7 separate regions of the Mus musculus genome follow, and all the other regions are linked to region 1. A link is a loop called in an ENCODE intact Hi-C map of the cell type or tissue named here. Cell type or tissue: heart. All regions are shown on one strand. Region 1 overlaps Zfp831 (zinc finger protein 831). Region 2 holds the start of Prelid3b (PRELI domain containing 3B). Region 3 holds the start of Nelfcd (negative elongation factor complex member C/D, Th1l). Region 4 has its middle 5.2 kb from the start of Ankrd60. Region 5 has its middle 18 kb from the start of Gm40017. Region 6 holds the start of LOC115489499 (a long non-coding RNA gene). Region 7 overlaps Gnas (GNAS (guanine nucleotide binding protein, alpha stimulating) complex locus).

Region 1 (4,000 bases):
CACCTTGCTGGGTCTTAGTTTATATTTTTTGAAGTTCAAATGGCTAAACCAGGAGCAGGCTAATCGCCAGCAGGGTTTGTACTGCCAGCCTCGGCTGGACCCCTGCAGAGCAGGCGAAGCTTACAGTCTGAGCACGCAGGCGACCCTTGCTTGTTTGTTCCTTTTTGCTGCTTTCACGTAAATGCCACCCAGATGTACTGAAGGAAGAATGATGACCCCCAGAGGAATAAGGACAGGAGTATAGGCAGGGGCCTCGTAGGAGGCTGAGACCCAGAGAAGCTGAGCATTGCAGAGAGCAGGGTGAGAGATGGGAAAAGAGAAGACCGGGGGATGGGGTGAGGGTCCCTGTGAGAAGGAACGTGGATATGGTCAGCAACCACCCTCCCAACTTCAAAACACCCCAGCTCTCCCTCAGAACCGTGTTTTTAGGAAGCACATGGAAGGAAAGAAAGAAAGAAAAAGAAAAAGAAAAAAAAAGCCGTTCAGAAAAACAAATGTAAATCAGAGACAGAGGAGCGGGCGCTGCAGCCTGCCCAGAAGAGGCAGTAGCATGCGGCACTCAGATTCTCTGGTCCCTCACACCTGAGTCCTGCTGCTAAGGACTGAGCTTTGCTTCAGAACTGAGAGAGAAAGAAAGAGGGAGGGAGGGAGGGAGGGAGGGAGGAAGGAAGGAAGGAAGGAAGGAAGGAAGGAAGGAAGGAAGGAAGGAAGGAAGGAAGGACAAAACCCAACAAAACAAAACAAAACAAAACAAAACAAAACAAAACAAAACAAATGCAAAAACCAAACTATCATCCGGGTAATCTTAGCTCCTATACAGGGAGAAAGCCAGCTCTGGTCTCTATGAGAAAAATCTAGAATTTGACAGTAAATAGATCTTCCAGTGTTTACATGATGGTAATTCAAACTCTCTCTCTCTCTCTCTCTCTCTCTCTCTCTCTCTCTGTCTCTGTCTCTGTCTCTCTCTCTCTGTCTCTCTCTCTCTCTGTCTCTCTCTCTGTCTCTCTCTCTCTCTCACACACACACACACACACACTACTGTCAGAGATCTTTATTAAGGGGGGGGGGGCTCACTGCCGTTTCTCTTTGTCATCTAACACCCACACATTCAGCATCTGGCTTAGGAGAGCCAAATGCCAAACGCAGTTTGTCTGTATCCTCTTTTGGGACTCACCGGTTGGATTTGAGGGGAAAATTCCTTTTCTTTCTCCCTTCTGGTCCTGGAGACTATAGGAAGACAGCTGCTTCTCCACACCCCCAACTCCCTAGAAGTCCCGTGGGGAATGTGGTGGCACTTGGGGGAGGTGGGCTTTCTATTCTTATCCCAGAAAGGTCTGTACCCGTCCCCTCCTGATAGGTATGTGTCCTTTCTTCCCAGCTTCTCACTGAACCGGGTCCATTTCGAGTTTGTCACTTGCATCCAAAGTTACATTTGTGATTTGGGGGCATCTTTCCCAAGATGGAATTTCTGGGTATCCCGTATCTCCCAAACCCCCTTGCCCTGACCCAGCCTAGGCTTCTTCCTGCCCTTCTGACGGTAGAGCCTGGTGTTCTGATGCCTCTAGTGGTGGACTCCAGTATAGCACCCTGTTGCTTTAGCAGAACACACGGGCATTCCTACTTTGTCCACTAGCTATTTCCTGGGGAGCTGTTGTGGCTTCTAATCGTACCTTTCCTGTTTTCTCTCTCCACGAAAGATCTGGCTACATAGCCCAGGCTGCCTCAAACGTACGGAACTCCTCCTGCATCATAGTTGCCACCCACCAGGCTTTACCCATTGTTTCTGAAAGGGCAATCTAAAATCCCGTTGTGTCTTCCTTGTATCCTAAAACGTTGAACGTTGCAGTGGAGACCATAGAGAACCAAAGACATGTCTGCATCTACCTCTGCTAAAGTGGGTTAAATAGACTATGCTTTTGACTCTCACAAGCTCACACGTTCATGGCTCAAGTGAGAAAGGTGGTATATGTTTTCATCTGGAAGCGATTGTTCTCCTTTTACAGTTGCTTCTGGGTTCTGCTGGGTTTCCATGCGTGGTTTCTACCCTCTGCTTTCACTCTGTCATGCTAGCACACGACGCTGCTGTTCCTAAGTGGCAGAGGAGGCTCTTCATTTTCTGCTATTAATTTTTATCTGTTGTGTTCTGTTGTACTTAATTTTAATTAATTGAAGTGACTCATTATAAATACAATGCATAATTTAAAAAAAAAACTAAAAGAGAGAGGGAGAGAGAGAGAGAGAGAGAGAGAGAGAGAGAGAGAGAGAGAGAGAAATCCTCTTAGTCCATTCTAAGTAACTGCATTTTGAAGCTCAGAATGAGCCCTGTCTGACATGTTCTGGAAACTTCTCTGAAGGGCAAGTTTGGCTTTCTCTTTTGTTTGGTTTTGTGTTGACTTTTCCTGTCAATCGATGCCTTTTCCGCAGCTGGGTTAGCAAGACTGGAGTTGGTTTCAACAGCTTGAGCTCCCAGAAGCTCTCGCACACACGCACATCCTTCTTCCTTGCTCCTCATCCCACCTCTCCATTTGAGGATCTGCCTTGCAGTCGTCTGAGGAGTTCGATAAGGAGGGAATTGATGGCCGCGAGCACAGCAGAATGGGAAGCCAGAGGAATTGATGCAAGCTGCAGACGGCTATTTCTAGAAAAGACTAGCTCATTCCATCAATCTGATTTGTTTCTCAAATGTAGATCCATTAGAGGCTTCCTGGGGGAACCAAGCCTTGTATTTAAGTCTACCATGAGGTAATGTTAGGTAAATCTTTCATCCCAGCGTCGAAGTGAGCAGGAGGGTACTAGGGGTCAACTGACATTCAAGAATATATGCCTCCCTTCACTCTGGGGTCTAAGGAAGCTTCAGTGTCCCTGTGGGTTAGGAGAATGGCTGAATATCCATCACTGCTCTTGGTACCAAACGACTAAAATCCAACTCAAAAAGACTTAGGCACAAAAGCAAATCAGTCAGACTGGGGACTTAAGCAATGCCCCTATATGTTATTCCTAGACTACTAGGGCTGTCTCTGATGGCTTTCGGTAGTTTCTAGTGGCCTCATGTAGGTCCTCCCAACTTAGTAATTGCATTAAGGAAAACATTGACCCAAGCCTCTGCATGCCTAATTTAGGGAGATCTGACTGTGTGCAGTACCAGGTGGAAGGTGGTAGTGGGCCACCCTGTGCTGAGGAAGGGTGTCTGTCTGGTGAAGGACCACTGGGTGGAGAAGGGCTGCTGAACACAGGGAAGCACATGTTGGGGGAACTTTCACCCCCAAAGAGGTAGAGGAGAGTGAGAATTTTCACAACCAGTGAGTTCTATTCTACACACCATGGGTCACACAGCAAGGGTCTTAGTAGATGCTATGCACTAACCTTCTTCCAGATTGGCTCTTTCCCATATCCTGTCTATAGCTCTCACCTCTCTGAAGGGTTGCCTACAGAAGCCATCTCCCTCTAGTTTCTTCTGGATCTATACTTCTCCCAGGACTTCTTTAGGAAGTCATCTCCAGGAGAACCCAAGACACCAATTATCTGTAAGTTTCAAGATGGAGTCATGTACCATATAGGCCCCATACCTTTTTTTTTTTCTTCCTCAACCCAAAGAAGGCACAGAGTCTGGGGACAACCTAAAACAGCATAGAGAGACGTAGATGCAACAGGCCAACCGCCACCTCTGACCTTTAATTGATTACTCTTGTGGTCCAGGCCCCTTTAAGTATCGTTACATAAAGCATTAGTTTGGTGTCATGTGCTTTGCTCACATTCACGAGGCAGCTGAGCTGAACTTTCACTGTGCGTCTTTAATAACGTCTTTGTCATCCCCAGAGCTGCTGGCTTGAGTCACCTAATGTGGCTTTCAGAGAACAGCTCTCTGCTTTCATCCCGGCTCTTTGAGATTTAGTACCTTTAGAACTGGAGGACAATGTCATAGAGACTTACCCTAAGAGCCCATTTTCCGTCGGCATTAGGACAGTCACTTTCATTTTTCCAGTAGATGCCTGTTCGCAAT
Region 2 (4,000 bases), 200 kb before region 1:
GAAGAGGCCTTGGCCTATATCACTGCCATTTGGGGACTGTTTAGATTTATGAAGCTTCTACTTACAGACCTTTGTTGACTGTGGAATAGGGCTTGAGATTAAAAACAAATTAAGGCTCACTTATACAATATGTAGAGTTTGAAATCCATCTTCAGAAAGCAAGGACACAGACAGTATGGAAATCGGTGGAGTGAGACTAAAAACATACCAAGCAGCTTTGGTAGTGACTGGTTAATCAGGGCTTCTCAAGAAGACAGTGCCCAAAAAAATCCAAGCTAGGTTGGATGAGGAATGACCTAGAGTCCTGCTTGAGAGAGCAATGTTCTCAAGATGGAACCCTGAAAAAGGAAGCAAGACATCAAGACTGCAATTCAGGAGGCGAAGTGGGAAGTTCAGTGCGCTTCTGTCTCTGTTACTGTTTTGAGATGTGGCCTTGCTATGCTGTCCTGGCTGCCCAGCACACACTGTGTACCCGGATGTTCAGGCTAGCCTGATATTCATGGGAATTCTCCTGTCTCAGGCTCCCAAACTGTTAGGGTTACAGGCATGCAGCACCATCCTGGCTGACATACAGATCCTGGTGCCAAAGTGCATGTAGGCTGGGACTTTGGGTGGCCCAACCGGTCTGGATACAAGGCACTGCTGGGCTCCTCCCAGGGAGCAGTTGTGTATCTATCTTCTAGAAGACAGGTCCTTCAGCTTTCATCTACTCCAGAGGTCTGTGGCAAAAATAGACTAGGATCACCAACGACCGACTTTCATTGAACACATGCCGTTAGGAAAGGGAAGGGATGGATCCAAGGGTTGGGGTAGGGGGGGTGAGGGGGGAGGCAAGCCGAGGAAAGAGTATAGATGTAGAGAACCGTAAGGGAGGAACAAGTTCTAAGTTCTAAGGATGACACTTTGGGCCAACAGCTCTGAAGCAAAGCATTCAGATGTAGAAGAGGACTGGGGTCCAGAACCCCTTGTTCTGAAACAGACAGCATCCTAAGGACCACAGCCCCTCAGTCCCAGAAGTGGTACAAACGTTGAGAGTCCCTTCTAGTTCTAGTAGTTTGTCCTTTCTGGGACACAGCAGGTACTCAGATATGATCTACTATGTAAAACTTCTTTTACAATTACCCTCAGTAATCAGGATTGGCATTTGTAGATTAAAAGGCACCATAAAGCTATACTATTAAAACAGTGTGGCAACATTGGCCAAGTGAGTGAAGGAGCTCAGATCATCTGGAAGTGGTTTCGGATGTAAGTCAACAATAACTATGACAAGATGACATTGTAGAATAGAGCACAATAAATCAGTCAGAAAGGAGGGCTGGAACAAGGCGTAAACCAGTTATTTAGGTAGAAAGCTCTGTTGTTCTTGTGTGTGGCACCATGAACCTGGGTGGTATAATTCCCAACACCCCACTGACTCTGATCCTGTTTCCCACTATAAGTTCAGAGAACCATAAAGCTGTGACTGGATGTGATAGCAGACACTGGCTATCAGTCAGCTGTCATGGCTGAGAGGAATAGGAAACAGAGGTGACAAATTATCTGCAAGAGCAGGCCCTGGTCTCTAGATCAAGAGATCTTGATCAAGAAATCAAGAGATCTGCTCTCCAGATTGACTGTCATCAATGTTTGGCATCATGGTAGCATGAGCTGAGACCAACAGGAAGACACTCCACGTGGGTGGCCAGCTTTCTAGATGTCCGTGGGGGTGAGGGGCGCTATAACATGGGGGATTTCAGTCAGAACAACCCAGGTCACTCAGGCCATCATGCCATCACTGGGGTTCAGCCACGACACCGTGAGTCTGTCAGGTATCAGTCAGGGCACTCCAGCCACCACAAGCCGTCGGGGTTCAGTCAGGTCCCGGTGAGTCTGTCAGGTATCAGTCAGGAAACTCCAGGATACCCTGGATACGTCGGCGCTCAGGACACCCCAAAACCCTGTGAAGCCCTCGGGCCTCGTGCTCTGTGACCCCTGGAGTCACTTCCGGATCAGGCTCGACGGCCCGCTCTTGTCTTCCGTCAGTGGCGACGGTGTGGGAGGAATTCCCAGGCCTGGGGACAGGGAGCCCTAGCTCGGGTCGGGGTCGTGACCTTGGCGATCCCCCCGAGTCCCGAGCTCCGCTTGTCTCGCTACACCCGACGCCAGGAAGTTCCCCGAGGGCGCCGGAGGCGGGCGCCGCACCCACACTCACTCAAAGACGTGCTCCGAAGTCCAGATCTTCATGGTGCCAGCTGCCTGCCCGGTGTCCCTCAGTGTCCGGGGACAGTGAGGCACAGAAGTTCGCCGGCCCCGCCCCGTCCCGGCCGGCCGGCCTCGCAGCGCGCAGGCGCCGTCGAGCCAGGCGCTAGGACGCCCGGAAGTGCCATCCCGCGGCCTAGCCAAGCCGGGTTTGGCTCCGCCCCGCGGCGCAGTCCTGCCCAGTCTTCTTGGCTCAGAGCAACCAAGCCCCGCCCCCCATGCTCGGCGCAATCAAGTCCCTCCTTCGTGAAGGCTCAGTGCGCCGGCGCAGAGCCGAAAAGTGAGGCGGCCGGCCGGCGCCGCACTACGCATGCGCGGGCCTTGGCGGCGGGACTTTTTGGCTGGTTTGGCGGGTTGCTGATATGTGTCTAAAGTTCTCATTGGATGTGGCTGAGCCTGGCGGCGTTTGCCAGAGTACGGTTTTGTGGTGTGGTCTTAGAGAGTTAGTCCCACCTCTTCAATCTAAGCAGTGGGGTGGCGGGACAGGGGTGGTTTCAATCAGCACCCGTGCCCTTGCCAGCCCAGGGTTGGTTACCCTTGGTGGAACAGGCCACCCAGACAGGGCTGGACCAATTGCTCTACGGTCATAGGTCATCTCCATCACCATTTCTCAGTGATGCCCACGCCCTCCTGTGCCTCCACAACTTCCTGTTACATATTCCTCAGCAATTACCACTCTGGAGTCATCTTGTTTATCTGTTAGCTCCCATTGTAAGTCATCCCCCAGAAAGCCAGCCCTGGCCTGTCTCCATCATGGCACTCAGCACCTCTGGATAGCAGGGGTTTAAAGGTTATTGAAAATGAAATAGTTATTTGAGGAATGAATTAATTAGGCCATTTAGTTTATCTGCTTGACTTCTAGTCTGTAGGCACGTGAGGGTGAGGCTCTTGCTAGGCTTGTTCAGTGATTTCCTCCCTGTACCTAATAATTACAGATGACATTCGTGAGAGAATGACTAAGAAGTGAGGGGGCAGGAGCGGATGGCATGTGGTTCTATTCAGAGATGTGCCGGGTAAGATGGACGAACTGCTTGGCTTGGGTTTCAGGTGTAGCTTCCCACCTCTGCGCACCCTGTTCCCCGCATCCTGTGCCTCCCGACAGAACAATTTGCCTTTTGAAATGACAGTTGGAGGAAAATCTTTGCATCTCGGTACTTAAAGAGCTACTTAGAATTACCCTTTGTCCCTAGTTTGTTCAATTGTTAAAAACAAATAAAGCCAGGTTAATTTAGGAGGGTGGATCATTTTTTTTTTTAAAATAGCCAAAGCAGTTTATATTTTAAAAGATAGAAAAATTATATTAGACAGGAAGGAAATAATATGGTTGGTAGCTGCTAAGTGTAATTTGTTTTACCTGGGGGATTATATATATATATATTCAGTACTTTGAGTGATTTCTTGGGGAGATAATGTTTTAAGGGCTGCTGAGAGGGCCCCAGCCTTTGTTAAGATGTGAAGTTAGTGCTGTGTATTACTGGCTCTAGTGCAGTCACTACAGAACAGTCAGTCCCTGCTGCCCTAGAGCTTCATGAAGCTGTTCACCAGCTAGCTGGCCAGCCTCCTCTGCCTCCTCCTCCTCCTCCTCCTCCTCTTCCTCTTTTCTCTTTTCTTTCTTTGCCCCCAGTTCAAGATTTTTTCTTTGTCAAAGTCATACCAGAAAACTTACTTCTTTTCCATTGCTCTCCAAAACATGACTGTACCAGTCTACTGATTTTGCTTCCTTCATCTGGAGTGATGGGGATGGATCGTTAGGTGGGTGGAT
Region 3 (4,000 bases), 260 kb before region 1:
GTGAGTTAGACAATCCCTGCTTCTGTACGTGCAATTAATTATTCATAAATGAATCTGCCTGCTTTCCACTCAGACAGTATCTAAGAGCCATAGTTGGAATTTAACAGACATTCATTATTCCCAACATTTTCAGAAAACAAATAAAAATGAGCCTGAAACAAATCCATAGCAGGGCACTCCTGAACTTAAAGCTCCTTCATCATGTGAGCTGGATCTAGACCCACCAAGCAGAGAGATGGAAAGTGGTCCTTCCACCATCTGCAAAGAAGCCTTTCAGGGTTGCCTCCAATGGCCTCAGCCTGAACACATCTTTGTCCCCAGGCAGAAACCTACCTCCTGCTGGGCTATCTGTGAGTGTACAGACTGGAAGTCTAAGTAGCCTCTTACCAGACCATTCCTTGCCTTTCCACCTTCCTCCTCACTCCCTGCAACTCTGGTTTCCTCCCTCCTCTCCATAAGTCCTCTTTGGGTGTAGCAAATAGCTAGACATTCCAGATATATCTGTTCCATCACTTTCCTTAAACAAAAATCCAGATGAACTTTTATAATAACTAATTCCTGCTGACTACCTGCTAACTCTGTGTCTAGTGCTTCAATGTGCCATCGGACTAAAGCCTTGCAAGTGGTTGTCACCTTGGGTGGCTCTGGCATCAACTACAATGCAGGGTGCCACAAGCTCTGGTGGGGGACTTTCTTCACCAGGTTATTTGGAATGGAAAGAGCCACCCTGAGCATCTTGGGAAAGTCTCTTCTATCATTACAGACTATTTACTTTGGTTATCCAGTATTATCATTTCTCCCCTTTGTTTGCAGGCTAGCTCCCTCGGATCATGGGTGGCAAAGTGGCAAGGATCTCGTCCCTGAGTACGTCACTGTACTCCAGGTGTTATCAATGATCCAGGCACTTAGGAGTTATTCAACAAACACTTGTCAAATGATGGAAGGAAGGAAGAAGTAAAATAGCATTCCAACAGCTCTGCAGACAGTGCCTGAGGACTGTACTACATGGCTGGCTCTTTTCTCTAGCCTCTCCTCACTGTCTGCATCCAGAGCCCATGGTGTTAACCTCCCCGATCGATGATTTGGGGCCACCTGCCAGGAGGCCTCTCCAGGTATCTTCAGTCTAGGTGTTCAGTGGGTCCACTTTTCCAGAGCCCAGTCATGGCTTTTGTAGGCTGTAGGGCCTCCTCCACTGGAAATATGTTTTATATCTCGCTCTGCAATGCACCGAGTACTTTTTGCCCATAGTAAAAGAAATCCGAACATTTCTGTGATACCTGCTCGGTTGGCAGCTGCACTGTCCAGGCAAAGCTTAAGCTCACTGAAGGTTCGAGGTTTTTATAGCAACTGGAAGCATGCTTGCACTTCCGAGTGAGACCCTGTCTTTTTTTTTTTTTTTTTTTTTTTTGAGACAGGGTTTCTCTGTATAGCTCTGGCTGTCCTGGAACTCACTTTGTAGACCAGGCTGGCCTCGAACTCAGAAATTCGCCTGCCTCTGCCTCCCGAGTGCTGGGATTAAAGGCGTGCGCCACCGCGCCCGGCGAGACCCTGTCTTAAAAAGGAGAAAAGGTAACTTGGAAGTGTTCTGGGCAGACATAAAGCTGTGACTCAAGCCATCTTGCTCATGAGAGATCCTACAAGGTGTTTCCCCGCCCAGCAGGCCAAAGACTAGGCCACGCCTCCTCTGTAACCACGCCCCTTTCCAACTCCGCCTCTCTAGCCTTGCCTGAGGCCCAGAACCGCGCACGCGCTCTTCCATTTGTTGTGTCCGGCGCACGCGCAGTGAGGAGACGCGGCAGATATGGCGGGTCCGGCGCCGGGTACAATTATGGGAGAAGACTACTTCGGGAATGCCTCAGAGTGGGGCGAAGAGGCAGACGGCGGCCAGGTGAGAGGGCCGTAGGCGTTCCGCCAGGAAGCCGGGTTTGTGTCCTGTCCTCGCGGCTCCTGCTCCGGCCAGACCCGGGTACGGGGACCCGTGACCCTTGACTCCCTGACCTCCGACCCCGGACCCTAGCAAAGCGGGTCCAGGAACTGCACTCAGGGCTTCGGGCCGGTCCTGCCCCGTTAGGGACCTCAGTTTCCCATGCATTCCGATTCCCAGTGACACCTGGGGCTGATCTCTGCGAAGCAGAAGCCATGGTGCCCGAGGGGGCAGGACAGACTCTAAGGGAGAAGTGGACCACAGTGATACAGTGAACAAACTAACTCCAAACTCCAGCAGCATTCTGGGGTTGGGAAAACACTCTCCGGTGCTGGACAGACCAAACTTTTTTTTCCACTTTTGGGTGATTTCATTCATCCTTAGAGTACAGGACAGGAAAGATCTCGTAGCCCCGACTGTCCAAGATTTGGGTGAGAGATGGGGAACGGGTATCGTTCAGTGTCCCCCCAAACACCAGGGTTAGGAAATCAGAAGTCCACCCAGCTGTATGACTGACTTAAGCCTCCCATATCCTTCTGGACAGTGAGTAGGGGCCCTGGAATTTGGCTTTTCTACAGGAAGTGAGATGAGCTTTGAATGAATATGGGATGCAGTGAGGTATACCAGTGGAGTGGTCAGTGGTGCAGTGAGGGTGATGGAGGAAAGGTGAGGGGTTTCTGGAACCGAGTGAGGGAAGCCCTCCGTGGTTGGTTGGTTGGTTGCTGGACCAGGAGCTGTCAGTCATCAGTTGCAGCTTCCAGGGGTCCTATAGAGCTAGCTGCTGACCAGTAGGACATAAGACCCTGGGCATCTGTTTGTATGCTAGAGCATACTACATCACTTGGGAACTCGGAGGTGGATATATAGAGTTGGATTTAGCTAATTTGGATGTTGGGCTAAGTGCTTTTGTGTGGTATCGCAGGCTAGGCGCTAGAGCAGCAGTTCTCAACCTGTGGGCTGTGACCCTGTGGGGGTCATATCAGATATCTTGCATATTCACATTGTGATTCCTAACAGTAGCAGATGACAGTTATGAAGTAACAACAAAAGTAATTTTACAGGTGGAGTTCACCACAGCATGAGGAACTGTGTTGAAGGGTTGCAGCATTAGGAAGGCTGAGAACCACTGTTCTAGAGTTTGAATTGAGTGTTATTCATAAGTAAAATAAGGCAGAAAGACTCAGCCACCTGCCCAGGGCATAAGGAAGGAAAGAAGACTCAGAGTGATGTCCTTTGTGTCACTTAAGTGGCTCAGTAACTGAGGTGGTTCAGATTCAGTAAGAGTCGGGGATGGCTTAGCGAGTACTGTGCTTGCCACAGGAGCACTAGGTCCTGAGTTCAGAAACTATCATCCACATAAAAAGCTCTTGTCTGTAATCCAGCACCGGGGGATCCCTGGAGCCCCCTGGCCAGCCAGCTGAACCGTCCGTGTTACCGAGAGACCTTCAAAAAGGGGTGTGGAGAGTGACTGGAGAAGACACCCAACCTTGATCTCTAACATCTACACACAGACAATGTACACACAGGAACATCTCAGGAGACCACACAGACACAAGAAAGTACTCTGTGGATTAGCTTGGTGGTTGTCGTCCATGTTCTGTGTCTGTTGAGGGTTAGGCGTGCCAGGCCCTGGCCTAGAGTCCACTGAATTTCAGTCCTTTTTTTTTTTGTTTTTGGTTTTTCGAGACAGGGTTTCTCTGTGTAGCCCTGGCTGTCCTGGAACTCACTTTGTAGACAAGGCTGGCTTCGAACTCAGAAATCTGCCTGCCTCTGCCTCCCAAGTGCTGGGATTAAAGGTGTGCGCCACTATACCTGGCACTGAATTTCAGTCTTAGTGACGCTGGTTTGACCTGTTGACCCTAATGTGTTCTCTCCAATGAGAGGGATGAGCTAGTGGGGTGTCACACCTGTGACTTAGGTGTCCTGACTGTGGTTCAGCACGCCTGTAGGTGGGAATGTGACAGTGTGAAAACACTGCACACCCCTGCGCTTTGCCCACTTGCTTCATCTCTATTCTCTGACTGTACTTGAAGGGGCGAAAGTCCAGAGGGCTGGAGGATGGAGACTTGAGCTGGG
Region 4 (4,000 bases), 1.1 Mb before region 1:
AGTAACTAAATATTTGCATGCCTCTTGCTCTGTAGTTCCTGAGATCTAACATATGTGGGGAGCAGGACAGGGGGAAGGTGGGAAATGAGCAAACAGGGGGCCACACCACGGTGGGGAAACGAGCCAGTACAGACACACAGTCTGCACGCAGCATCACTCAGGCTTAAACAGACCAGTGGCAGGCATCACACTGCGAGAGCTTTGAGATAAGATTTTGGCTTCCTTTCCTATCATAACCGGAACTGAAAAATGCCTTCACTATCTAGAAAACAGTGTGATAGTTTGTATCTGGGGTATCTTTGTTTAAGAAATGGAATTATGTTCACCCCTTCAGCTGTGATGTATCTCCAGTGTACTACCATCCAGCCTGCTATATATAATTCTTTGGGGGACCTAGCTGCCACCTGTCACAGCCAGGGTTAACAGAGAAGCCAGCAAGGTCCACACACCCTTCTCCAGCAGTGTCTGCCGCAGTGCCTTGGGCAGCAGAACCTTTTCCTTTGGCACAGGATCCGACACCAGGCTCAGGAGGCTGGCAGGCAAGTGTCCCACAGACTGGTCCATAGGAACAGACCCTTCACTCACCACAGCCTGCAGAAAAGAGAGCCTGGCAGTGACTTCCTCAAGATGTCAAAGCACACATACTTATGTCATTGTAAAGACACTACCTCTGAATCTATAGGTTTGATGCGCAAGGTGGGGGGGGGGCCTTTTAAATTTCAAGAAATGAATTTAGTTATAAGCAGTTTATATGTTTTTGTTTTTTGTTTTTTTGTTTTTCGAGACAGGGTTTCTCTGTGCTGCCCTGGCTGTCCTGGTACTCACTCTGTAGACCAGGCCCAGGCTGGCCTTGAACTCAGAAATCCGCCTGCCTTTGCCTCCCGAGTGCTGGGATTAAAGGCGTGCGCCACCACGCCCGGCCAGTTTATAGTTTTTATAACTCACTACCAAGGAATGGCTGCCAAGGACGGCAAGGTCTGCAGGAGAAGCGTGGGCTCTGGAGCCAGGCAGATGCAGATTTGAAACTTAAACTGGTCACTTTGTGGCCTCAGGTAAGTCCTTTTGCTTTTCTGAACCCAGTTTCTTCAGGGGTGCAGTAGCTCATCCTTTGCACCAATCACCCTGCACGAGGCTGCCGTATTGTACACACTCGGGCAATAAGAAGGTATTCAGCACCCCGCCTTTAAGACAGGAACTGGCTGCCAGGCTAACCCAAATGCTGGCCCAGGCTCAGGCCTCTCAAAGCTAGCCATGCCTACCTGAGCTCAGCAGTGGAGTCTGTGCACTGCCCCCTAACTTACAGAGTGCCTAAAGGACACTCCTTCCTCTCTCCTCACACCTGGTTCTGGAGAGCAACAACACTAGCCTTGTTTTATAGGTGCGAAAAGTCTGGACCAGAGTGGCAGTGGCACTGAAAGTCTTAGGACCAACAAGTGAGTGGAGACCTGAGCCAGGCACATGGACTCTGGTTCCTATGGGCGGCCCCTCTAAGAGAAGTTGGTACCAGGGTGAGTCAGCATCTTGATAACAGTGTCTCAGGCTCATCAACAGGCTCCCATTCAATGCTTGTTCCCATTGATAACCTCATCAGGTCAGAGGGACATGGCCTGGAACAGCATGGTGCACACTCTACCTTGCAGAGATACTGCTTTAAACAGGCCACTAGCAGGGAGCTCAGAAATAGGCTCTAGGCCAGCGAGGTCTCACTCTAGACCTGCCTTGTCACCCTAGTACCTTCTTCCAAGAGCTGTGTACAGATAGAGATTAACAAGTCTCTGAAGTACACTATCTCAGGAGCATCAGTCCCTTGAATTGTGTTTTTCCAGATTTTCTACAACTTTAATAATATTTTTTTGAAGAAAAAAAAATGTTTTTTCTTAAACAAAATGAATTGGTATCATTTCTTGTTTGTTTCTTATTTTTCTAAATTCCAGAATTCCAGGTAAGTAGTTAAACACATAAAAGCAAAAGAAAAAAAAGAAAAGAAGAGAAGAGAAAGAAAAAGAAAAAAGGCATTGCTGTACAAACGAATATTGATGTTTTCCTTCACAGATGGCTGTGCTGTGGAAAAATACCGGCTATGTCCTTCTAGCCCAATAGGGGGCGCTAGTGAGTCCTCTCACTGCAGTTGTTTACTAGGCAGACAACTAAACTGCAGGCTTGGGATTAGAATTGGCTTCATTAAAGCTGGCTGTCAGCACAGCTCCTGGAGATGGCGTACCATGCCCTTTGCCTTTGTGATGCCAGAAGACAGCATGATGGAACACCAAAATGGTTAAAATAATACTTGGGGGAACAAAGCCCTCAAAACCAAAACCATGGCTTTCCACGTCTAGTGGGATCCTGACTTGGCCTCTTTGGGGGTTAATGCTTCATCCAGAACAATTATCCTTAAAGATAAACAGGCGTGCCATCATATTCCACATGGGCCATACTCAGGAGCCATTACTAGAGAATCAGATGTGTCAAGATGGCTGACATTCAAGCAACCACCCCGTGACACACACATGCACAAGCATTTCCAAGGTGCTAGTTAGTCAGAAGGGGCTATAGAGAACACAAGGTGACATAAGCTTGAAACCTGGGGCATGAGAATGGGTTTCTCCACTCTGACCTCTCACTCAGGTATACCCTGGATGAAGTGTAACAGGAGAGGGCTGGGTCCGATGGGAGAGCTGGCTGGCTCTGCGCTGATTTCATCTTCAGGATACACAGCACACAGTAAGTACCAACCATGTCTGGGGTGTGAACAAGTGCCCAGGGTGACTGGGAACAAGATCCTATACCCTTCAAAGAGCTGCTCAGTCTCCTACACGGTGAGCAGGCACGGTAAACTTTCCCCAGCTTCTGCCAGTGAAACGAATCCACAGGCAGATTCTCCCGGGGCTGTGCTAACCCGGCAGATGCAAGCAAAAACCTGCCTTCCAGCCCACTCAGGGCAGTGCCAGAATCCAGAGATGCGCTCCTGGATGGAAATGAGCCCCAGAGCACAGGCACCGCGGCAGCAGAACTTCTGCAGCATCACCACCACCTGCGAGTAATGTGAGAGCCGTGGCCGCGGCCGGCTGTGAGGCCCTGCCGGCTAGATGCCGGCTGCAGTGCCAGCTGAGGTAATTACAAGCAGCACTCGCTCTCTACAGCACAAGGGCATCCTCATGTCCACCCTCACAATCAATTGACAAGCAAGAGAAAGCATCTCCTTCAGTTCTCACTAGCTCACGTAGAGAAGATTTTAAATAGGTCTTAATAATATATACATGCACATAACACTCTCCAAGGGAAATGGAAAAATCAGGGTAGTAACATTAGACAAATACATCCAGCATGAGGGGCCCAGTTTTAAAACCATCACCCTTCAAAATGAGTACACTGTTACCTTTGAGGGCATGGCATTTTTATAAAATTTCATTATCATCAAGAAATCTTAAAAATCACTATTTTCAAGTAAGACTGTGTTTTTCTCTAGGGCTGGGAGACGTCCATAAAGACCAGGATTGCCTCTTCTGCCCGAGGCTTTGCTCATCATGAACTGTTCTACAAAGCTGTGGAGAATTCAACAACAAACATACACATGCACAAACAAACAAAAAACCTACATTATTATTTAAAGAGTTTCATATACAAAATTATTTCTGCACAGTTCCCATTATGGAAGCATAAAATTAATAGGCTATCCTGAAAATTTATGAAACAATATAGCTTCTAACTGCAAAAATTAAAAGCTGGGCTTATAGAGAAAATGACAAATAGAACCCAGAAAAAAAAATAATGGAGTTAAGACGGAAACAGAAAGAGAGCTATTTACAAGAATGTGCTACGGGCAAGGCCAGCGGCTCCTTACTAGATTGAATGAAATGCAGCGCACTCGAAAAACTTTGTGCACAACTTCAGGGCAACGTGTTTCAGGCAACCGCTAACGTCGCTGAAGTCTACAGATCCAAGATCAGGAGCAGCTGTGTTGCCTATAAGAACAAGCAGGGGGACCCCTACCACATTTAAT
Region 5 (4,000 bases), 220 kb after region 1:
CTTGTCTTTTGTGGTCACATTTGCAACAACCAAAGACTGAGAGTCTTGGACACTGTCAATCAATCTGTGTCAGTCAGTCTAGCACTGGCGTCATGGTTTCTGGTGTCATGGTCATTTCAGCGTGCTGGGCTGTCCTCAACAATGGAGGATATTTCAGACACACACAACCTCAGCCTATACCTGCTAGACATCAGGAGCAACCCTACCCACTGCCCACTGTAACAACTCAAATTGCCTTCGAGTGTTTCATGATCACTGTAGTTGTGAACCATTGGGTTGATACTCCTACGTGTTTGCCTTAAGTTAGAGTTTTATGGCTGTGAATAGATGCCATGACCACAGCAACTCTTAGAAAGGGAAACATCTAAAGGTTCAGAGGTTCAGTCCATTATTGTCATGCTGAGAGGCAAGGTCCTGTGCAGGCAGATGTGGTGCTGGAAAGAGAGCTGAGAGTTCCACATCTGGATCAGCAGGCAGCTGGAAGAAAGAGTGACACTGGGCCTGGCTTGAGCTTTTGAAACTTCAAAGCCTGTGACACACTTCCTCCAACAAGGTCACACCTACTCCAACAAGACCACACCCCCAAATATTGCTACTCCATACAAGCCTATTGGAAGTCATTTTGATTCAAACCACGATGCTCAACAATGTTTGACAGACCTTCCTGCCCCTGAAAAGCAGGAGGAAGCTCACCCGGAGAGAACCAATTCATCACATGAAGTCCCAGGCAGCCCTTGATGGGGTCTGTGGGAGGCATATGCTCATTGGAGCCACTGCCAGTGGGGACGGATAGGGACTTCCTGTGCGCCCTCCCTTCTCTGACCCTTTCTCAGCAGCTGCAAGAGGAGCCACCAAGAAAAGCTTCTGTGGGTTAGTTAACAGCTGCAGGGCTGTCTTTGCCTCATTAGAGCATGCTGGACAAAGCCCACTGGAAGCTTGGAATGCCTACCATGTTGAAAAGCTCTCAGCTGCCATTTTTGTCTTCTCAAGCCCTGGGATGCTGGTCGTGAGCTTCTTGAAGACCAGACATGGTTCATGTTAAGAGAGAATGACTGGTTAGACACTAGGTGATTTAGAAAACCTTTATCCTGGGGGGCCATGCTCTGCCCCCTAAGATCCCAGCATGCCCAGTTCATTTCAGTTGGTGTTCGTTCAGTTAGCACATTTTGCCTAATGATGCTCTTTTTTTTAACTTCCTATTTTTGTATGTTTTGAGTGTGTGTGTGTGGTATGTGTGTGTGTGTGTGTGTCTGTGTGTGCATGTGTGTGTGTCTCTGTGTATATGTGTGTGTATATGTGTGTGTGTGCACGTGTGTGTGTGTGTGTGTGTGTGTGTGTGTGTGTGCGCGTAGGCCAGAGGAGCATGTCCAACATCTTTTGTTACTGCTCTCCTCCTTTTCCCAGTGAAGGCTGGGTCCAGATCATTAACCCGGTGTGTGATCTGGCATAAGGCAAGCAAAGGAGGGTGGTGCTCATGGCTGCCTTGTCCATCTCCTATCCTAGGTCTCCCTCTTCTTCTCCTCCTCCTCTTCCTTCTCCCTCTTGTGCATAAATAACTGTGAGAAGAAAACACTTCTCTTCAACCCTGTATCCCCTGCCTGACTTATGGCCTTCAACATTGCTGGCTCAGCTGAAGCTATAAAGAGACCCCAACCTTGGCCTCCTCTGCACATTACAGTATAAAACAGACACCCTAAACCCAGTTTTCCCACTCATTGAGTTCTTCCCTTCCTTAAAAATGATGGAAAGGGTCCTTCTTGGGTCATAAAAAATATGGCTCAAAACCCCAGAACATCTGGCCAGAGCTCATTGTTGAGCAGGACCTTTCCCAAGGACTTGCTGGCTGCCAGACACCTCCAAGGGAGCCTGGAGGCCCGAGGGCCCTGCAGCAGGGCCAGAAGGAACCGGAAATGCCTTACAGACATGTGTTCTCCTGAACACCAGAGGGATCCGCTGAAATTTAGGATCACAAAGTCCCCAAATGACGCAAGGGTACTATCATGCAGTCCCAGGTCCTTTTGGGGACACTGGGACCTCATGCAAGTGTCCAGTTTCTATAAGGCCCTACAGCATAGGGACAGAATGTCCACACCACACAGTAGAGTATGTAAGAGGAAAGGTATGTAGCCCATAGAGCAGAGGGCCAGGCTTTGATACGTGGTAATACTCTCTGACACATTGCAACAGACTGGACACACAGTGACAATCAACAAACAGTGTCCCAGCTCTGACAGGTCCTGCTCTTTGCTCCAGCCACAGGGTTTGAAAAGACTTCCTCTGCAGAAAAGGGGGACCAGCCAAAGAACTCTGGAAGATTCTCTGTGCATGGAAACTTCTAGGCTCTGCAAAGGGAAGGTATTTCATTTGTGAGGCAATAGCACCCTCTGGGGCCAGACAGAAGCATTACCTCTGGAATATTCTCTGGGTCTTCAGAGCTCCTGAACCTAATATAAATCTAATACAAGTAATATTAAATATAATAAAGTGACTGGCCCTATAAATAATATTATATTAAGTATAATATAGTGAGTGACCATACCTTGAGCAGGGCTGTTTGAAGACGTCAACGCAGCCAAAGGACCCTTGTTTGTGTTTTGTGGTTCTGGTCCCTCCATTTCTGGCCCCAGCTGCCACTCCTTGGGAATTTTGGATGGTGGGGTTTAGAAGTGTCACAATGGAGGTTGACCCCTGACCTCCTCTTGGACTTTGATCTGAGGAATCCCTTCCTGCAAAGTGAGGTTACTGACATATCTGTAAACTTAGTTTTGTGCTCAGTGGCCACCTGCACTTCCGGGGGCTGCGGCTGGACCTTAGCGTTGTTACCTCATCTCCTTGGACGTTTGGGTGATGTTTGTTTTGGACAACTCCAACACGTTGGGCTCTCCTGGAATTTGGTTCTTCACTGGTTCCTGAGGAGTCGAGGTTGAATAACTGAAAACAGCAGCTAACTGTCTCATCCTGAGGCCAGCAGGGCTTTCCAGAGAGCCCTTTGTCACTGGAGAGGTCACTGGAATGGACATTGGAATTCTGGGGCTCATAGGAGGTGCAGTGGTCGTGTGAGAGTTAGTTGAGTGCAGAATCGATGCTCAGACTAGTGCAGCGTCAACAAGCCCACTGCCGGGATCTACTTCCAGCACACTTCCTCTGATGTGACCTAAGCATTATTCATTGGACCCCACAGCATTTCCCTCTCCACACTGCCATTCCTCAGAGAAGGCACTGGCCCGCCATCGCGGTCCCACCCCACCATAGCAATGCAAGCACTAAACACTGCCCTTCCGGGTCAGCAGCAGGGGTCAGGCCTCCAGAGCCTGTACCCCTTGTTCCTGTGTCGCCTCGAAAGTCACAGGGTGAGGGTGCTAGTGCTCTGTAGCCTTTCTCTGCTGCTCCGGGGTTGCTCCCAGGCCTCAGACACCTCCTCAAGGATCCAGGTGACAGCCTTGCGCCTACCTGCTTTCTGCGCTCCGTGATGGCTGTCAGAGAACGCCTGCGTTAATTAGATCTCCGATTAGATGGCACATTAAGTAATTATCCCAGGGTAGATCCCAAGTGAAGTCTATTTAAAGTGGGTGCCTGAACTCGTGAATGAAAACAGGGGTGAGTCACGCTCTGTTACACCACGCAGAACCCGAAAGGCAGCGCAGCAGCAACAGGAGTAACTGCGGGCGGTTCTGCCTCTCCCTTTCCTCGCTCAGCAACGCCCCAAGCACTCTTGGCCTAAAATCTGGTACCCAGACTGCTTGTGGCTGGGGAGTGGTGTGCCATCCTTCCTCGACTTCATGCAAGGAAGAGGCAGTATAGTGCCCATGTTGCAGATTCAAAAACTAAGGCAAAACACTGGAAGTGGAAGAATACGGTTCTAAACCAAGGCTCTGACTGAGCTGCAGCCCTGTGGGCGGGCTCACCTCTGGCCGCGCATGGCCAGCCAGTGGGCCGTCATATGTCTATGAAACATCTGCTCACATCCAGCATCTTACCTCATATGGTGTCGTTCAATGCT
Region 6 (4,000 bases), 180 kb after region 1:
TTTTTTTTTTTAACCTACCTCAGAAAAATCTCCCTCTAAAGCTTTCATCACTGGGACAAAATACCTCCCCTTTCCCCAAATAACACACATGAGCTGTGAGCACACAAATCTGGTATATGTGCTCATGTGTGTTTTTAACCAAAACATATCATTCCGAATCTGTCTCCCACTAGCTGAAAAAATAAACAAAAAACAAACAAGAAACCAGAAAGGTAATGTTTTCTAAATGAGGGGAAAAAAATGTTCACCGTTCTGTTTCTCCGTTGTCTCTCTTGTCACACACACACACACACACACACACACACACACACACACACACCACTCAGGTCTCTATCGACCCCCTGCCCTCTCTTTAATTGCACACTTCCGGAGAAAGTGACGAAGAATGCATTGTGTGTGTGTGTGTGCGCGTGCACGCGCGTGTGTCTATCTAGACAGAAAATGTCCTCTTGGGAACATTTCCTCTACTGCAGCCAAGAAACACACACCAACTTGGAAAAACACACGTACACACTCGTCCTCGGCTCCAGCACTTTATGTATGCACAAAGATACGTGAAATGTGTTGGTTTGTCTCTCCCTGCACATAAGAAAACGTACGTGTGTGTGTGTGTGTGTGTGTGTGTGTGTGTGTGTGTGTGTGTGCGTGTGTGTGTGTGTGTGTGTGTGTCCTTGAAGAAAATTAATCTTTCTTTTTCCTTGTCACTCTCTCCCTCTGGTGAAAAAAATTATGGTTTATTGCCCCCTGCCACTGGCAGTTGAGGGCGGGCAGGAGCAGTGAAAGCTCCTTTAACCCTTAGCTGGGACTAGAAGCCTAAAAATCCCAGTTCTGAGCCTTCAGAAGGAGGGGAAGGGGGCTTGGGTCTCTCCTGGTTTCCTAACAGGTACATAGGTTTTCTATACCCCACTCCCACCCTGACACACACAAACACACACACACACACAGAGTCTATGTGTATTTTCATGTCTCTTTCTCACGCACATCTTTTTCTTTCCAGCTGAAAAATATACTGCGTCATTGTCCAGGCCCAAAGCCTGTGCTACAGTACACGGTAAGCAGTGACCTTCCTAGCACAAGGAGACTGTAGCACATCTCTTTGGGGCCCTGGCTACATACCCCCTCACAGTTCTGGACTTGGGGGGGGGTTAAGGGGGGGGGAACTGGTCTGTACCAAGCAGACCCACAGGGTCATGGTACCCTAAGGATCCCTCCATGCTAGATGCCACTGCGCAAAGGGAACGGGGACTCTCCCACCGCCCATCTCCCTTCCACTGCAATGCACCTAGGCTCAGATTCACTCAGTTCAGTACCCCCAAGAACACTGGGCAGTCACCAGGACTGACAGGTTGGGGAAGGGGTCTCAGCCTGGGTCGGGTAGGGTCCCCACAGACCCTCCCCACCCTCCCAGGGCCCCCAGCATCTGGCTTCTCTGGGGGCGATGCTAGCAGTCACAACTTTTGCACCAGACCTGGACTGTTAGGCAGAAAGAGGGTCCGCAGTCCCAACTGCATACGCCTCCCCCACTCGCCTCGCTCACTCGCTGCACAACAGCGCATTCACGTGGCCGCCGAAGTAACTGCAACCAGGTAGTCTGCCTCAGGCAAGCCGTTCCATGAGAGAACTGTTCTCTCATCCAAAGGGCCGCCAGTTCGGAGCCAAGTTCCCTGTAGTTCTTCGTGGGAAATCCTCTTTCCTACAGCTGTAACGGATTTTTCCTGAAACTTCTATCAGCCTTTCCTTTTGTAGTCAACCAGGCCCTGCCTCTCAGGACTCAGACAGCCTCCTTGAGACACTCAAGAAAACAGGCTGGTTGCAAGTCTCAAGTCCTGACATTTAGGGGGAAAAGTGAGGCGTCCAACTAATGGTCTAACACGTCTGTCTAACACATTTGCCCCGCCCCGACCTCTCCCTGCCCCCCCCCCCGAAACTAAGAGCCCGACCTCGATGGTTTACAAGGGAAGCACACAGTGGGGCCACAGATTAGGCTTCAATTCTTGCTTTCCCCTTAACCTGAGTAAGGGAGCAAGTCATTTGCCTTCCGGAGTCTCAGCTTCCCTGTTTCTACATGGACACAGGTACAGCACCAGAGTAGATGCCATTTGGGAGCACTGCAGTGAAGGGGTTCCCTAACGGTGGACAGGGAGCATTGCTAAGAAGGTAGACGCAGAGGACGGACACAGAAAACTTACTGCTGCAGACAGGGAGACACAGAGGACATACAGCAAGAAGCCAGAGCAAGACACAAGCCCCAAGACAGGACTTCACTGGCCTTCCTCCAACCAGGCCCCACTTCCTACCTTTGAGCACTTCCCAACAGTGCGGTCATATTGTGGATTCATCGAAGCATGAATTCTCTTAATTCCGACCCCTTATAGCCTGTCTCTGGAAGCATCATCACAGACACCCCCAAGAGGTGAATTATCGCAGACCTCTACCACATGGGCAACGTCAAGGGTCACAGCTGAGTTCATTTGGCTAGAAAATGAAACAGGGTGTTGTCTCTTCCGCAATGGTTGTGTGCCTACTGTATTCTGCAGCAATGATTGAGTGCCTACTGTATCCTGGGTCCATGCTTCATCCTGAAATCAAAACCACCGTCCTGACTTGGGTCCTCAGGGAACCTTTGTATCTGCGATACGCCTGCACTGGTTATAGCCGTCCCATGAGTCACTGTGTCTTTGGCTTGTTTCTTATCCTTTTTTCCCCTCTACTTCTTTGCCCAGTTGGGTGCCCCGTCCCCCCCACCTCGTGTCTGACTTTTGACAGGTGCACACATATGCATTTATTTATTGAATGCACTGCATGGGGCTTTGTTTCTAATGTTCTTTAATTTAGAAGTTCATGAATGTGCATTGAACTTCTTCATACATAACATTTATTTGTTTTTGACAGATGGTGCCTGGGTGGAAAAAAAAATATGTTTTTCAAATCTAGGGTTTGTTGGGGGGGGGGACTCTAATAATGCCTCCCAGAATAAGGCTGAGGTTCTGCTGGTTATAATTGTGTAGGATTTGTTTTAATTATACACACATAGGCTCGGAATAACACCTAGGAAGCTAGGACAGGGGTGGGGGTGGCACTCTGGTGACAAGGGTACAAGCTGTTTTGATCCAAGAGCGTGGTGGTATACTCAGAGCTGGGTGTGAATGAAGGGTCTGTAGTGACAGAAGCAGGCAGAACATATGGGGGGGGGGGTTCTCCAATCTCACTTCTTCAGGCAGTGGGAAATAGCCCTAAGCCTCACCTTCGGTTTAAGCATATCCACCAGCTTGCCGTCAATAAGAGCAAAGCCAAAAAGGTCACGATTGCTCACTGTCAAGCAAGTGATGGGTGACTCAGTGCAACGGGTTCAGGCATGCAGGGCTCTGGCCTTCTCATGTTGCTTCTTAACGTCAGGCTGGAAGACGACTCATGCTTCCAGAAGAGGGTTCTCTGGCTCTTAATGTCTGAGCTCTAGAGTCATCGTTTCACCAACAGGGAGGGAGCAGTGTGAGACAAAGACCCACGTGGACCCCATTCAGAAGAAGAGGAATGGAGTTGTGTCCACCCATGGGGCCCAACCATGGCCCTCCATCTTCTTGAGCACGTCTTGTCATGGGTTTTCAACTTTGACTCCAGCATCCCATGCACCATCTTGTTTTTAAGCCATCTTTAAAAGTGAGCCAGAAAGTTCACACCACAACCCAACCAATCATGTCTCAGGAAAGGTGTGTTAGTGTGTTCAGCTGTGTGTACAAGCTTCTGTGTGTGTGTGTGTGTGTGTGTGTGTGTGTGTGTGTAGATATTCACACACGTGTGTGTATGCAGGCCAGAGGACAACTTCAGGTGTCATTCCTCAAACTCCATCCACTGTGGGATCTCATCTACAACCTGGACCTGGTAGATTCAATTACATTGGCTAGCCATCCAACTCCAGATCTACCTGTCTCTGCACACATTGCCACATCTAGATATCACATGGGTGCTGGACCTCAAACTGAACCATCCTCTCCAGCCCCAT
Region 7 (4,000 bases), 350 kb before region 1:
CATCAGGCTGGTTAGAAAAACCCGCTCCGCGGCGGGGACACTCAGTCGCGTCGGCACCGCGGAGCGGGTTGCTTCAGGTGGCTGGTACCAGCGGCGCTCGCTAGCTCCCGGCTCTCTGGGCTCGGGGCTGCAGCACCGGCTGGAGCGAACCCTTGTCCCAGCGCTTGGCGGCGGCAGGCAGACGGGCAGGCAGGCGCTGCTTTGCGTGTGAGTGCGTCTCACTCACATGTAAGTCCGGGAGCGTGGGGTCTTCCCGCCCAAGTGCGAGGTGCCCGAGCAGGCAAGAGCCGGGATAGGGCAGAGGCGCCTGGCGCCGCTGCCCTGCCTCGCGCCTTTCAGGCACCCTCCAATTTTCTCTCTTTTCTCTTTTCTCTTCTCCATTGGCATCCCCAAGAGCTAACCCAAGGAGCACCTAAGGGTAATAGCAAACTCTTGTCATCTGCACCTTTGCACTTTCCTTTCTCTTGTGTTATTTTTTTTATTTTTTTTGTCTTTTCTAGACTCTCTTCCCCCCTTTTTGAGTTGTTGGGCAGTTCTTATTTCTTGCTTGCTTTTCGGTTTCTTGCTGTTGTTGGGTGTTTTTTTTGTTTGTTTGTTTGTTTGTTTGTTCTCGCTTTTTTTGTTTGCTCATCCTATTTGACGCTAACTCTTAGGCAGCCAGTCCATCAGCCCCCTACGAAGCCCGGGAAGCCGCACTCGGTGACCCCAAGACAGCACAGCGGAGACTGCAGCTGAGCCCCCCGACACGGGGCGCACAGGAGCCGGGAAGCCCGAGGCCGGGGGCAAGCAGACCGCCCGAGCCAGGCGCGAACCAAGCACCCCGAGGTGGCCGGGGCACCATGCTGAAGATGGCCATGAAGCTCAAAGCCCGAGCGGCCGAGAGCGAGAGGAAGACAGCCGCGGCTGCCGCCGAAGTGGCTGCCGAAGCTGCCGTGGCGGCTGCGGTGCTGGCAGAACCGTTCGCTTCGCAGAAGAACGGGATCCCCGCGAAGCCCCCGAAGTCCGTCAGGGTCCTCGTGAACGCCGGGCGCGATGTGCCGCCCGCAAAGTTGCTGACCGACAAAGAGCGCAAGAAGATGGAGAAGAAGCTGCTGGAGCAGAGGAGAAAGGAGGAGAAGAAGAGAGAGAAAGAGAGGAAGAAGTTGGAGAAGATGTTGAAGAAGAAGAAGAAGAAGAATGTGCCAGAAGCTCCGCCAGAGGCCCGAGGCCCCGAGGGCGCCGCCGCCACCGCCGCAGGCGAAGACGAGGGCGCCGCGCAGGGCGCCGCCGGGTTCGGAGAGGGCGCCGCCACCGGGGGCGCGAGTAGGGCCTGGGCCGAATGGGACAGTGACACTGATGAAGAAGATGATGCCTACTACGCGCCTCCCCGCGTGGGGGGCGTCGTGTGGCGGCCTGGGCCTGCCAAGGCAGGCGCACTCAGCGCGCACATGCCCCTCGTGGTGTTCCTGGTGTTCTCGGTTCGCAGCCCCTCATGGGTGCTTAACTTCCTGCTACAGAGGCGCACAGAGCAGGGCCGCGGCTGCGGCTTCGTGTTCGGGGCGACCTGCTGCTTCAGAGTGTTCCTGGGCTGCGCCTTCTTCTCCTTCCTGAGTGGTCGCGCCAAGCGCAGAGGCCGTGGGCGATCCCGGGCCAGGGGCACCGGGCGCCGGGGGCGCGACGAGCGGCTCATCTAGTCAGCCTCCCCCCCACCCCTCCACCATCATCATCTACATCGCCATCGACCACCACCACCAACACCACCAACACATCCACCACCACCACCTTCCACCACCATTGCTGTGTAGTGTGGATCTTTATTAGTGCTTGTGTGTGGACACATTTTCCTTTTTGGTTGCTCTGTCCTATGCTTAGTGCTCTCCTAGCTTTTCTCCAAGCTCCCTGCTTTCTGGCTCTCTCAGTGTCTCCCTCTCTCTCTCTCTCTCTCCTTTTCGAAATTTTCCTAAGTCCGGGCCCGCACTCCCTCCCTTTCCGCCCACCCCGGCCCCTTGGCGGCGCCTGCCCGCCCTGCTGCTGCAGGAGGAGGGGGATCGGGGGCCGCCCGGCCCGGGGGTGGAGCGCTGGCATCGTGTGAGGGGTCGTCACCACCGCGGGGCCGCCCCCTTTTCCCCCCGCCGCACGGCCAGGCCCCGGCCCCGAACTGCGGGTGGGGCGAGGGGGCGACCCCTCCGTGGAGCCGGCCCGAGCCGGACGTGGGTGCTGGGACCCCTGCCCGGCCTCTGGGCACCGCCTCCCGGCGCCCGCGCCCGCCCTCCCAGCCGCGGCCCTCCTCCTCCTCCTCTTCTTCCCACCCCCCTCGCCGCCGTCGCCTCCGCCTCCCCCCGCTCCCCCGCCCGCCGCGGCGCTTTTGGGTCGGGGCGGCGGGCCCGGGCCGAGGCAATAAGAGCGGCGGCGGCGGCGGCGGCGGCAGCAGCTCCCGCGGCTCCTGCTCTGCTCCGCCTCGGCCCCGGAGCGAGGGGCGGAGAGCCGCGCGCTTGCCTTAGTCCGAGCCGCCACCCTCCCCGCGTTCCCCGCTTTCCCGGCCCGCCCGAGGCCGCCCGCCCCGTCCCCGCCGCCCCGCAGCCCGGCCGCGCCCCGCCGCCGCCATGGGCTGCCTCGGCAACAGTAAGACCGAGGACCAGCGCAACGAGGAGAAGGCGCAGCGCGAGGCCAACAAAAAGATCGAGAAGCAGCTGCAGAAGGACAAGCAGGTCTACCGGGCCACGCACCGCCTGCTGCTGCTGGGTAAGGGCGGCCCGGGGGGGAGCGGGCCCGGCCCGGGAGTGCCGCGGGGCGACCCGCAAGGCCGCGCGCGCCGAGCCCGCCCCCCTCCCCGGCGCTCTAGCGCTCGCTCCCAGGCCCTCCGGCCCGCTGGGCCGCGCGCGTGCAGGGGGCGAGGCCGTCAAGGGGACCCCGGGGCGGAATTCGGCCGGGCGGGGGCTGCAAATTGGGCGTGGGACCCCCTCGTTCGGTCTCGTCCCCTCAGTTGGCCACACTCCCCCCCGTCCCTGGCTTCGCGTCCTCGCGAGGCCTACTTAGTGCCAGGGGCCAGGGTGCGTGTCGGGAGGGGGAGGGGAGGCTCACAGGGCCCCTCGGACTGCGACAGAGTAGGGCTAGGGACAGGAAACGGGCCGGCGGGCCCAGGGAGGGGGACCCGCCTCACTGGGGTGTGCGATTTGTTGGGAGGGGGCCCAAAGAGAGGCCAAGGCCACTAGGGGGGACTCGGGGACCTCGGCCGGGAGACTCTGGCGAGGGAAGTAGCCGCCGGGGTGGGGGGGCGGGTGACATCAGCCCCTCGGAAAGGACGGGGCGGTAAAGGTGGTGCAGAGGGGGGAGGGGGCGCGGGCAAGTCGTGGCGCCGAAGTGGGGGGGGCCAGGGAGGAGGGAGCGTGGCGGACTCTGGGCGCGACTCGGGGCGATTCGGGCAGGACCGACTGACTGTGCGCGGAGCAGACGTGTCCTGAGCTAGGCCAGGCCGTGGAAGGAAGAGAAGAAGAATCAAATCGAATAAGATCAAAAAATTAAAATTAAAATTAAAAAAAAAGTACGCAAAGTGCCCAGTGAAGCCAAATGACACGTCATTTTACAATGTGACCTTCCCCCCCCCCCCTTCTAGACTTACAGGCTTTTTTGAAAAGCAAAGAGGAGCATTAAATGGTAGCAGCTGACCCCCCAACTGTGCCCCCTCCCGTGCAGCCAACAATTAACACACAGGTTTTCCTGTTACTCGGCCTCTTTGGGAGTGGAGACACAAGTAAAAAATAAAATCCTGTTTTAAACAGACTCATAAATAAGATAAAACTGGAAAATGACATTTGTCTGTAAATGGCTTCTTAGTTTCGAAATGGCGTTTTTAAAATTTTTGTCCTTTTCAAGGTGGGAGGGGGGACTCAGCGCTCTGAGAAGACTCTGGGGTGGCAGCTGATGAAAAGACAGTAATTAGTTGTTTGGCAAGTGACATTTGCTTGTTTGGTTTTTCTTCTCTTTTTTTTCACTGCGGCTTTTCCTCCTTGGCAAAAAAAAA

The links. Hi-C counts contacts between places; a loop is a spot of excess contacts. Peaks named below come from ENCODE experiments on the same cell type or tissue, not always from the same donor. Only the 100,000 strongest peaks of a DNase experiment are listed, where the experiment ranks them.
Region 2: it touches region 1 in a loop (2.7-fold over the local background); 11 of 42 quality-filtered maps call a loop at or near these places.
Region 3: a loop joins it to region 1, with 3 times the contacts of the local background. A loop is called at or near these places in 5 of 42 quality-filtered maps.
Region 4: it touches region 1 in a loop (3-fold over the local background); 9 of 42 quality-filtered maps call a loop at or near these places.
Region 5: it touches region 1 in a loop (5-fold over the local background); 17 of 42 quality-filtered maps call a loop at or near these places.
Region 6: a loop joins it to region 1, with 4 times the contacts of the local background. A loop is called at or near these places in 24 of 42 quality-filtered maps.
Region 7: it touches region 1 in a loop (4-fold over the local background); 38 of 42 quality-filtered maps call a loop at or near these places.

The regions. Positions count from the first base shown.
Region 1 is chr2:174,674,298-174,678,297 of GRCm38, forward strand. All of the region lies in intron 3 of Zfp831 (zinc finger protein 831), which reads left to right. Among named protein-coding and RNA genes, the nearest start is that of Zfp831, 33 kb to the left of the region's middle. In heart, a CTCF peak has its summit at 1,570; a DNase peak (open chromatin) is centred at 1,554; H3K4me3 peaks cover 639 bases; H3K27ac peaks cover 571 bases; H3K27me3 peaks cover 619 bases.
Region 2 is chr2:174,470,641-174,474,640 of GRCm38, forward strand. Prelid3b (PRELI domain containing 3B) reads right to left here and starts at 2,301. Exons shown (of 6, transcript NM_025531.2): 1 at 2,192-2,301. The coding sequence starts at 2,223. It overlaps Gm38546 (a long non-coding RNA gene), which reads left to right and starts at 2,371. Exons shown (of 2, transcript XR_867090.2): 1 at 2,371-2,949; 2 at 3,174-3,469. In heart, a CTCF peak has its summit at 2,435; a DNase peak (open chromatin) is centred at 2,451; H3K4me3 peaks cover 2,126 bases; H3K27ac peaks cover 1,738 bases.
Region 3 is chr2:174,414,069-174,418,068 of GRCm38, forward strand. Nelfcd (negative elongation factor complex member C/D, Th1l) reads left to right here and starts at 1,736. Exons shown (of 15, transcript NM_020580.3): 1 at 1,736-1,888. The coding sequence starts at 1,802. In heart, no CTCF peak of the experiment used is centred here; a DNase peak (open chromatin) is centred at 1,773; H3K4me3 peaks cover 1,496 bases; H3K27ac peaks cover 919 bases.
Region 4 is chr2:173,581,523-173,585,522 of GRCm38, forward strand. It overlaps the pseudogene Ppp4r1l-ps. Among named protein-coding and RNA genes, the nearest start is that of Ankrd60, 5.2 kb to the left of the region's middle. In heart, a CTCF peak has its summit at 2,097 (motif pointing right); no DNase peak of the experiment used is centred here; H3K4me3 peaks cover 260 bases; H3K27ac peaks cover 107 bases; H3K27me3 peaks cover 2,197 bases.
Region 5 is chr2:174,898,453-174,902,452 of GRCm38, forward strand. No RefSeq gene overlaps it. Among named protein-coding and RNA genes, the nearest start is that of Gm40017, 18 kb to the right of the region's middle. In heart, a CTCF peak has its summit at 2,394; a DNase peak (open chromatin) is centred at 1,899; H3K27ac peaks cover 403 bases.
Region 6 is chr2:174,850,624-174,854,623 of GRCm38, forward strand. It overlaps LOC115489499 (a long non-coding RNA gene), which reads right to left and starts at 2,734. Exons shown (of 4, transcript XR_003953980.1): 1 at 2,298-2,734. In heart, a CTCF peak has its summit at 1,562; a DNase peak (open chromatin) is centred at 1,468; H3K27ac peaks cover 779 bases; H3K27me3 peaks cover 533 bases.
Region 7 is chr2:174,327,714-174,331,713 of GRCm38, forward strand. All of the region lies in intron 1 of Gnas (GNAS (guanine nucleotide binding protein, alpha stimulating) complex locus), which reads left to right. Among named protein-coding and RNA genes, the nearest start is that of Gm30189, 2.3 kb to the left of the region's middle. In heart, CTCF peaks have their summits at 1,303, 1,977, 3,155 (motif pointing right), 3,401 and 1 weaker place; DNase peaks (open chromatin) are centred at 1,458, 2,178, 2,228, 3,038 and 1 weaker place; H3K4me3 peaks cover 4,000 bases; H3K27ac peaks cover 3,804 bases.